Linked DNA regions of Mus musculus: region 2 is linked to region 1. A link is a loop called in an ENCODE intact Hi-C map of the cell type or tissue named here. Cell type or tissue: left cerebral cortex. All regions are shown on one strand. Each heading gives the region's core, and the rest is flanking DNA. Links, peaks and the distances in the headings are about the cores only.

Evidence for each region. Peaks named below come from ENCODE experiments on the same cell type or tissue, not always from the same donor. Only the 100,000 strongest peaks of a DNase experiment are listed, where the experiment ranks them.
Region 2: a loop joins it to region 1, with 3 times the contacts of the local background. A loop is called at or near these places in 24 of 42 quality-filtered maps.

The regions. Positions count from the first base shown.
Region 1 is chr12:111,651,554-111,656,926 of GRCm38, forward strand. It overlaps Mark3 (MAP/microtubule affinity regulating kinase 3), which reads left to right. Exons shown (of 18, transcript NM_001370744.1): 16 at 405-431; 17 at 1,837-1,881; 18 at 3,717-4,670. The coding sequence ends at 4,062. Among named protein-coding and RNA genes, the nearest start is that of Ckb, 18 kb to the right of the region's middle. In left cerebral cortex, for the core only: a CTCF peak has its summit at 2,072 (motif pointing right); DNase peaks (open chromatin) are centred at 1,611, 2,061, 2,734, 2,922 and 2 more places; H3K27ac peaks cover 3,147 bases.
Region 2 is chr12:111,705,985-111,711,357 of GRCm38, forward strand. Bag5 (BCL2-associated athanogene 5) reads right to left here. Exons shown (of 2, transcript NM_027404.2): 2 at 3,504-5,373. The coding sequence ends at 4,060. Gm36635 (a long non-coding RNA gene) reads left to right here. Exons shown (of 3, transcript XR_381975.4): 3 at 1-193. Among named protein-coding and RNA genes, the nearest start is that of Bag5, 4.6 kb to the right of the region's middle. In left cerebral cortex, for the core only: a CTCF peak has its summit at 2,356; DNase peaks (open chromatin) are centred at 2,138, 2,346 and 5,141; H3K27ac peaks cover 996 bases.

The DNA.
Region 1 (5,373 bases), core at 281-5,280:
CTGTATAGCCTAGCTGCTCTGGAACTCACTCTGTAGACCAGGCTAGCCTCAAATTCAGAGTTCCACCTGCCTCCTCTACCTCCTAAGTGCTGGGATTAAAGGCGTGTGCCACCACACACACTGTTCATGATAGTTTTTAAAGACTGAGTTTTGTTTTAAAAGATTTTTGTAATGAATTTAGTTACTATGGCTAAACAAGTTTTTATGTTTCAAATTAAGAACCACACTCAAATGTTTACAATAATTTTACTTTTCAACAAATGCTGCTTTTATTAATATTGACCAGAAGAGGAGCCCTGATGTTTGTTTTTGTTTGTTTTTTCTATTCTTTCTATAATTAGATTTTCTGTTTAATTTGTAAAAGTCTTTTCTGTTAATTTTTTTTTGGCTTAATTTCTTTTTAGAAACATGTCATTCAGGTTTATCAAAAGGTAGGACTTCTATATGTACACTTACTCCCCAGTCCTCACCCCGCCCCCAACAGCTCCTGCAATTAACATCAGGTCTGGCTTTTGGTCCTGTTTTTTGTTGTTGTTTATTTTTGTTGTTCTTTGCGTTAAAACTAAACTTTCTGCTAAGAACTAAATCCTCATTTCCTTAAAAGGAAACTGGAAAGAACTGGATTAACTCTATGAGCATTTTAAAGGCACTGCAGCACCCACTCAACAAAGGCCTGTGCATGCCCTGTGCACTCTCTTTCTTCAGTAGAATGACTTAGCATCCAGATAATCTGTCTTGGTACTAATAACACTGAGCATGCCCCTGTGTAAAGATGATATGTTCAGTAATCAGTGTACAATTAATGATTTAGCCGCAAGCATGCAGAAGGTAAGTGACAATTGTGTGACATTACCATTATTTACTGAGGATCGAGTTGGCAAAGGCCACCTCCGATGTTGGAGATGGACATGTAGACACTCAAGAGCCCGTAACTTCCCGGCATAATGTCCAGTACAGCGTTCGTTCCTTTAAGCCACTTCTCAATAAGGGAAGCATGTGTCATTGCTTGACTAGAGCATGGTAGTAACTTGGCTCCAGTTGGGGTAATATCTTTGGTTTTGACAATAAGAGACCAAAAATATCGATGTTCTTGGAATGTGCACGTATAAAGCAGAAGCTCTGCTATTAAGGTTACAGCCTCGCCCCGTGTGATAGCTCACACTCGTCACCTGTCACCTGGGAGGCAGACAACACCATCCTAGTCTACATATGGAGCTCTACTGAGTTCTAGACTAGCCAAGGCTAATAAAAGAGACCCCCGTTAGAGAGAGAGGGAGGCAGAGAGAGGAAAAAGGTACAGTTCCTGTCTGCCTGTGGCTGCATTTTTCTGTTTATGAAACATGCTCTCTATGTTGAACTGCAGAGTGTTGGTTTTGATGCAAGTGCCATGATGAGTTTTCAGTGATCTTCCCAAATAGCTAATTTTTCATTTCACAAATCTGTTATATTTGAATATGGAGGTCTACTGATAACTCCATTTCTTTTTAAATGGGAACTGTGCTCTGTAGAGCGGTACTAGAACATAGAACAGCTCTAGTCCAAAGCCGTGAGTGTGAGGAGCTGGAAGACAACTCTCCTGAATGTGCAGCCTGCCTCTGCACAGCTCTGTCCTCACTAAGAACATAGCACCAACTGAGTCACACGGAGGAGGAGGAGGAGGAGGAGGAGGAGAAGGAGGAGAAGGAGGAGGTTGTTAAATTAGTTCAGCAGAAACTGAAAAATGCCTAGACTTATTCACTGTGTAATGTTTTTGTTGATGTACAGTGGTTGTATACCAGTTTGTAAGATTTCTTTTCTCTTTCCACTTTCCTTTGCTTCTACGTTCTGTCCATTGAGACTTCCAACTGAATATGAGAGGAACGGGAGATATGAGGGCTCAAGGTGAGGGAAGACTTTTACTTCAAATATTTTAAGTACTTACCTACCTCATTGTCATGTCAGGGATGACCGATGCTTACTCATTCAAGTATAGTGGGCCTGGTACTGTGTTGAGGTTCTGGTTCTGGAATGATCTTGAGGCTGCTGGCTCTGCTTGCTGGACCTAGGAGACTGCTTTTTGCCCCAGCAGCCATAAGAGGGCAGCAGTGTGCCAGGAGCGCCTTCCTAAGCACCCTCAGTTCCCATTTGTCTCTTGATGCCTTGAGTAAGGTCAGGAGGGCTGAGATGGCGTTTCTTTTTAAATGATGATTATAGGGGTTGTTTGCCTGCTTTTTGGTTTTGTGTAGCTCTCATTGTGTGCATCTGGAATCACAGATAGGCTCAGGGATTCCATGTCTGTATGGTAGGCCTCCTACTATTCTTCCCAGTACAGGCTGTGGTGAGACACTATGGTTCCAGTGAAAATCTTCCTTGACACCTACTGCTTGTCTCTGTGAGGCCCTGAGCACTGTGTAGGTTTCCCTTTAAGGTAGAGTTGAGGTGAGCAGGTAGTCTCCCCCAAGGCCTGTCCCTGTGGGCGCAGAGCAAGCTCTGCCTTTCCAGCTATGTATTGTCCCATCCACAGTAGGAAGGCAGTACTGGAACCTGCCTCCTAGATAGAGCAAGCAAGGCTTGCTGTGCAAGTGCTCTGTAAGCTAGGCCAGCGCTTTTGGGTGTCACTCCGATACAGTCTGCTGGGTCCTAAGTGCAATCTGCACTTTCCTACCTCTGCATTTGTGGCATCATCTCTGTTCAGAACAAAAACTCGCCAGTCATGGTGGCACATACACTTGGCAAGTACAGCAGGAGGCCAGTGGTTCAAGGCCAAGAGTGAGCTCCATGAGACCCTGCTGTCGAAGGAAGGAAGGGAGGAAGCGAAGCAAGCAACAACCCAAACCTGTTTCTCGTTACCATGAATATCTTTTTTTTGTGCTGCGTCTGCCTCCTCACATAAGGTTTCTGGATCCCAAGAATGTTGCCAGGCTTGTGCTTGCCTTTGTAAGCTGTGAAGTATCTAAGGTAGCAATTGAACTGCGCTCTGAGCCCTCACCTTGTGCAAACCAGTCATTTCAGTTCTCCACAGACAAGCGAGCGGTAGCATTTCATTTTTCCCTGTTTCATTAAAATGAGATCATCTAAGTTGTGGGTGTCTGTGGTGCTCCGTTTGCCCATTTTGAGATGGGCCTCACTGTCGTTCAGGTCCCTCAAGCTCGTGGCTCCTGCGATCCTTCCTTCTCAGCCTTCTGAGCAACTGATAGCCGGGAAACATGACCTTGGTATTTCCAGTGATGAAATTAGATCTGTAACAAGGAGAGAAGCAGTAGGAGTTAGAGACGGTGAGGTAGATGCTGGTGACAGGACGGATGGCCTACCTGTGCACTCAGCATCTGACCGAGAGACAGGAGCCCCAAGCTGGGGGCACCGAGTCAGCCTTTGAGCACTGGTCTCTGTGGCACTCGTGGCAAGCATGCTATTAGTAATAGAGGGGCTGTGTGTGTTAGAGCAGAAGAGTGCTGGTCTGCGCCCACCCTAAGGACAGTGGGGCTCTCTTAAGCCTGATTTCAAAGGTTTCCAGTACAGATGGCTCCTGGACGTTTTGCAGCCAGGTAGAATTTTGTGTGCATTCTTTATGTTTAGGGGTTGGAGATACAGGTGTATGCCTCTGGTAAATGGGCTGTGCATGGGATCAGTTGTCACTTGAGCTGAAGGAATTGATAACTAGCTAAGGTTAAAAAAAAATAATAATAAGGTTCTTTTTCCAGTAAATGAAAACTCATACACTGCCCTGTGCATTTCAGTCGCAATGTGTCTTCAGAGCAGAAGGATGAGAACAGAGAGGCCAAGCCCCGCTCCCTGCGCTTCACCTGGAGCATGAAGACCACGAGCTCCATGGACCCCAGTGACATGATGCGGGAGATCCGCAAGGTGCTGGACGCCAATAACTGCGACTACGAGCAGAGGGAGCGCTTCCTGCTCTTCTGTGTCCATGGCGACGGGCACGCAGAGAACCTGGTACAGTGGGAAATGGAAGTCTGTAAGCTGCCAAGACTGTCTCTGAATGGAGTCCGGTTTAAGCGGATATCAGGGACATCCATAGCTTTCAAAAATATTGCTTCCAAAATTGCCAATGAGCTAAAGCTGTAACCCAGTAATTATGGTGTAAATTAAGTAGCAATTTAAGGTGTTTTCCAGAGCACTGATGGAAATGTATAGAGTAATATTTAGGCAATAACGTCTGCATCTTCTAAATCATGACATTAAAGTCTGAGGATGAAAGCGAGCGCGCCTGGGAGCGAAGGCTGGCCTTCTCTACGAATGCACTACATTAAAGTCTGTGACCCCGTGCCTCTGTCTTGTTTCCATTGCCCTGGGAGTCAGAGTGTAACACCATCTGCACGCGGCTCCTTGTGTGGTGTGAGTGGATGATGTGTGGGGAGCACTGTTTTGGAAGCGGCTCCTCACACGGCAGCCAGCTTTACTAGTCCCTCTGTGGGAGATCATTTGGTGCTAAAACATTACAGTTGCCAAGAAGGAAAATAACTGAATTACTGCTAAGAATTAACCTTAAGGCTAGTTGATAATTAATACAGGTTTACAGTTCATGCCTGTGGTTTTGTGTTTGTTTCGTGATTTTTTTTTTTGCTTTTTTTTTAAGTGCAAAAGGTTTAAATTTATAGTTGTGAACATTGCTTGTGTGTGTTTTTCTAAGTAGATTCACAAGATAATTAAAAATTCACTTTTTCTCAGTAAAACCTTGCACTGTCTCCTACTGCTCTATTGAGGCCTCAGCCTAAGACAGACCCGAAGCATGCTGCTGCCTCCCGTTGGGCTGAGTAGTGGCAGAGGATGTGTGTGAAGCTTGGAGCACTGCGGGCTCTGTACAGAGCCCAGCACTTAGATCTCAAGCACACTGTCTCCCAGCCCTCCTGGTGCCTGAGGGTGGGGGTGGCTGCTCAGTCCTCGGGGCTCTGGCCTCACTGAGGTGGTTTTTTTCTACATGGTGCCTGATAATCCTCGCCCTCCCTGTGATTCACAAAGAACCCGACCTACAGCTTCTCCCCAACACCTACATGCTCAGATATAGGGGCAAGGGTAATGAACTTGACACTCAGTTTAACAATTTAATGTCACGAAGAAATTGTCACATTGAGACTGCTGTTTTAGATGGTTGTTACCTAGGGCATGAAGTCTGGACTAGCACTTAAGTCACAGCTGTTTGTTGTCTTGTCTGCCGTGCTCAAAACACACTCGTACAAGACACCGTGGATGAATAAAAACGTAGACCAGAGACCTCGAAACTTACATTCCAGCAGTCAGTCAACAACAAGAAGTCAAAACTTAGTAGCTGGAGAGATTGCTGAGTGGTTAGGGGCATATGCTACGTGTGCCAAGGGCCGGGGTTTAACTGCAGCATCCACATATGGTGGCTCACAAACACCTGTAACTCTAGGTCCA
Region 2 (5,373 bases), core at 193-5,192, 54 kb after region 1:
AGTGTTTAACCTTAGCCTTAGGGTTTTTTCTTCTCTAAGATTTATTTATCCACTACATGTAAGTACACTGTAGCCCTAGACACCCCTTCCTCTCCATCCAGCCCACCTTGCTCTAGCCCAGCTCTCTCTGGCCCAAAGATTTATGTACTTACCACATGTAAGTACACTGTTGCTGTCTTCAGACATCCCAGAAGAGGGTATCAGATCTCATTATGGATGGTTGTGAGCCACCGTGTGGTTGCTGCGACTTGAACTCAGGACCTTTGGGAGAGCAGTCAGTGCTTTTAACTGCCGAGCCACCTCTCTAGCCCCTATAGTACTCTTTTTAATCTGTACAACTCATATCTTCAAAAACAAACCAAACACCCCCCACCCCCCGCTCATGACAGTCCAGGTTGCCTCTGCCTCTGCTTGGGCAGAAGAAAGGCTCCGTGCAGGTCAAGTGACAAAAGTCCCAATGGGAAACGGTCAGAAGAAAAACATCGCCCTACTGTGTGTCAGACTTCTGACAGGCCAGAGGCCCTTCCGCAGTGTGTGTGGGGAGTGCATGTGTTTGGGGGTGGGGCACAGACAGGCTTCTCAGTAGCAGTGTAACGGAGTCTTCTCAAGGGTGATGTTCCGCAGGAAGATGATCTTTCTAGGAAAGATCCTGCAGCCGTTTCTCATTTATACAAGGTCACCTCCTGTGCGGCAAAGGAGACGAGTATGCTGAGGCCATCATAAGCACTCTGAGGACAGTACTTCCATGTAGTCACCGTCAACCCTAAGCCCACAAGGGCATAAAGGGCCCCTCCCTAAAGTCAGCAGGGAACTTGGGCTCATCTTTCTCCATACTAAGCTGAGCTACGAGTTTGATTTAGAAACAAAACAAAACTTAGAGGTATGCTACTGTGCCTATGTTAAGAGAATACTGACTTGTTTTAGAGACCCTGATAGTCACATGGTTACTAGTCGTAAGGTGGGAACCAGTATTTGGGAAACACTTCTGGATTACACATCAAAATCGTGGGCAGGTGTTTCTGTCCTTAAGGGAAAATACCCAAGTTCAAAGCAACAAGGCCTTTGTGGTCAGCCCTCTGGACACACATTGGTAATCTTAGTATTCTTACGGTGGAGGCGGAAGGAACACAGAACATGAGAAACCAGCCAGGGCCAGAGTGAAATCCTACCTTAAAACACCAAACCGAACCAACCCAAAACAATCTACGTGTATAGGATTAGCTGAGACAAAAACAAAACAGACCAAAAAAAAAAAAAAAAAAAACCCAAAAAAACCAAACAACCTGGGGGCTTGCATTAAAGCATCAAGAAGCCAGGCATGACAGTGCACCTCTGTGATCCCCGCACTGACGGGGTGGAGGAAGCAAGCTCAGGAGTTCAAAGCCAACCTCAAACTGAAAACAGGAAAAAGAAATTTAAAATGAGGAAAACTGGTTGCACTTCATGACAGCGAATAGGTAGGTTATTTATTTATTTATTTTTGGTTTTTTTCGAGGCAGGGTTTTTCTGTGTAGCCCTGGCTGTCCTGGAACTCACTTTGTAGACCAGGCTGGCCTCGAACTCAGAAATCTGCCTGCCTCTGCCTCCCGAGTGCTGGGATTAAAGGCGTGCACCACCACTGCCCAGCAGGTAGGTTATTTTTACCAAAATACAGCATTCAACAACTAAATGTCCATTTAACAGGGACTTGGTCATAAGACTTCTCTCTAGGTGGCCAAAGAATGAACTGAAGGCAAATATATCTGGATTCTGAAGACAGCAAACACCTCTGTTTAGAAGCAGGAATGATGTGGTCTAATGCTGGCAAAGGCCACACTTCTCTGGGCAAGTTTTCTTGCAGCAATTTCTTCACCATCATGAAACCATTACAGTGACGACCCCACGAAGCAGCCCAGTGACACACATGATTCCCAAGAGGGACAAGTGACTTCAGTCTCAACTTTGCTCTTCTTATTTATGAAACAATTGGGTCCCAGGAGCTGTAATGGAGACAAAGCCTACCCCAACAGCCACCCAGGGTCATGTGACCACCTCCAGGACCCAGAGGATACAGGCGGAGATGCAAAAACCCTACTGGCCTAGAAAAAGCCTTCTGTGCTAAGCACGGCTCCAAGCCCAGCATCGTAGGATGTCTTGGCTGGTTACAGAAATACCACTTTAAAGAGACAAAAATCTGCTTCAACAGGACAATGGATACTTTGAGAGGCTGACTCTCAAAATGAAGCTAAAGAATTAGTGACCGGGTGAAAGCTACATGAAAGTGACTCTCATGTACTGTGGTTCCCCAGAGCTCAATTTAAGGACCTTTAGTCAGAGTTGAGCATTCTAAAGCCAGGACACAGAAGAGCTGCAAATAGCTCTGGCCACATTGAGAATTGCAGGGACTGCAGTGGCTCACTGCCAAGCCCACAGGACCCAGCGTCCTACAGCATTTCCTGGAGGAAAGCTGTAAGGGGCTTTGATGATGGTGCAAATGAGCTTAGGGCTGTGTGCCTATCACTTCAGGTGCAGAAGGCCTGTCATACGGGTGTAGTTGTTTATTTTTTATTTATTTATTTTTGGTTTTTCGAGACAGGGTTTCTCTGTATAGTCTTGGCTGTCCTGGAACTCACTTTGTAGACCAGGCTGGCCTGGAACTCAGAAATCCGCCTGTCTCTGCCTCCCAAGTGCTGGGATTAAAGGCGTGCGCCACCACTGCCCGGCTGGGTGTAGTTGTTTAAAGAGAATTTCCTTACAAAACTTTTCCAAATTAAACCACAGCTCATCAGGGTTGAAAAGGTCAGCTCTCATAGGGCCGTGTAATGAAACGGGAACATGGAATGAGGTCGGTAGTTATGTTGGGGCCTGTGTTATCAAAGCGCTGCAGAATTTTGGGAAGTTTGTTTTTATTAATAGACAATCGTGAAGTGTTGGCTACTTAGAAAATATTCACGGAAACACATGGAAGGATAAAACCCTTTGTATAACTGACAGGGTCTAATGAATTGTCAGGCAGGAGTCCTAGTGTCAGTATGAGCTGCAGGTGCTATTAGGGTACCAGCTGCAGTTATTGTCTGATGGCTGCAGAGACCAGTCCCTCTGGATTTACAATAGTGTTTCGCATCATGGTGTAAAAAAACGTTATGTTTAACAGGCTTGTCCATTTCACAGCTGTGACTGACAGGAATCCATCTCATTTATGCTACAGGTAGTTGCTCCTGATAGCTCTGGAGTGACCTGACATCAGGTACGACTTTCATCTTGCAGTTACAGGTAGAGAGTGACATTCTTTTTTTTTTCTCTCTCTCTAAAGGTCTACTCACATCATTTAAATGTTCCCTATCCTTATTAACTAATAAGGAGAATTTTAAGTTGGGATCACACAGCAAAAGTAGCTTGAAGGCATCACGTGATGTTTCATCCCTTCCTCAGTATGGTTACAAATCCTGGGTTGTTAGGCTTCATCAATTTTGTGTGTTGGACACAAGATCCCCCCTCTAAAATGAACAGCACAGGGGGACAGATTTTTTTCAAGCAAAAATGTTTATGATAAAACAGACCATCCAAACAAAAACCCCACCCCATTAAAACTGGGCAGGACCCATTAGGCCTTGTAACTTTAAAAAGTCCCAGCACTGTTTAGCATAATAAAGCGTCTCTTTCTATGCTTGGATTTTATTCAACCCTGGAATTCCCTCCTCCTCCTCTTAATTAGGCTAGAGTTAAAAATTAGGCTAGAGTTAGAAAAGTCTAATCTGTTTCTAGACTCTCAAATTCTGCATCTAATGCTTGCACAACCCATTTAAAACTTAGGAATGCTGCCTTTTTCGTGTTCCCATTAAAAACACACAAAATAAACACAAACCACACATTGTAAGGATAATGAGCCAGATGGAAAAGGTAATGTGCTATAATGATATTCGTTTGCAACATCAAAAGCAGCAGAAATACTGAATATAATTTGATTAAATCATAAATACTGAGATTGACTATGCACATAGAAATTACATTTAGGCTCCATGAGCTGAGAGCTCTCTAAAGGAGATGAGGTGCGAACCAGCGAGATCAGCTCCTGGCCCATCAATACTCCCACTCGTCCGACTTCATGTCCAGGTAGCTGAGGATGTTCTGGGCCAGTTTCACAGCCTGTTTCCTGGCAGCCTTACACTTCTCTTCTCCCTGTGGGTCAACGGCATCCAGAGCCAGCAACTGTTTGGTCAGTAGCTCCTCCAGACGGATGTAGTTCTTATCAGTTCGGTTTCCACCAAATGAAAGGACTTCGCCCAGGATCTCAGACAGGTTCCCAAGGATCTCCCACACGGCCTTGTGTGGGGGGTGCTCCTCACATGGGAACAGCTTCCTCTTCTCGAGGGCTTCCTTCAGGTCCAGGTACGTGATCAGGATCTGCACCTCAATCACCGCCCTCCTCCTGGCCTCCCGGATGCAGGGGTTTTTCTCCAGACTCACTTCATCCAGCTGTCCGATCAAGCCCTGCAGCTCTGTCTTGGCCCTCAGGTACAACTCAGGAGGGCTCTGCGCCTGGAGAAGTTCATTTTTTATCTCTCTCATCCTCTTGAGAACATTTTCTATTTTTATAATGGAATGGTTCTGTCCCAGGTCAAATGCATGTGTACTGTCAGCTTCCTCTTCTAAGTCTAGGTATTTCAGTAATTTGTTGATATCTTCCACCACCTCCCTCCGATAATTTCTGATCTCTGTACGCCCACACACATCTAGAGCATCTAAGTCAGCAATCAGTCCTGACAGCACGCAGGATAAGTGCCTGCAAGTCTCGGAACTGTCCACGCCCATCAGAAGTGCGATCAGCGTCCCTCTGGCCTTGTTCACCTCGCACATGACAGAGTTGATTTTGGCCACTGAAGGATGCACATCCTCAGACAGTGGCAGGGACGGCTGCTTCTTCATACAGTCCTCAATAACCTCCTGTACCGCGCAGATCTTGGTGAGCGTGCGGTACCTGGCTTTCCGCAAGGAGACCTTCCCTCCGGTCTTCACGTGCGTCAGCCTCAGAATGATGTCCTGGATGCCTTCCTCAAACTCGTCAGTCACACAGTTGCCTCCGCTGTAAAAGGGCACAATCTTGTCTTTCACAAGGGCCTGAGCCTCCTTAAAGATATTCTGGATTTCGATGCGGTGTGGGTGGTTGGCATTCTGCTCCAACTCCTTGAGGAGACGTTCTGTCTCCTGTGCCGCCCGCTTCCTAGCTTGCTGGATATCTCCTTTTCCTTCCGTATCCACAGAGTCAATTTCAAAAAGTTGTTTGGTCAGAATCCTCTCCAGCCTCTTGTAGTTCTTGTCATCCGACAGGCCGCTGAAGCCGACCACTTGCGGCTCTATAGCCTTTACTTCCCGCTGGATCTCCTGAAGCCTACT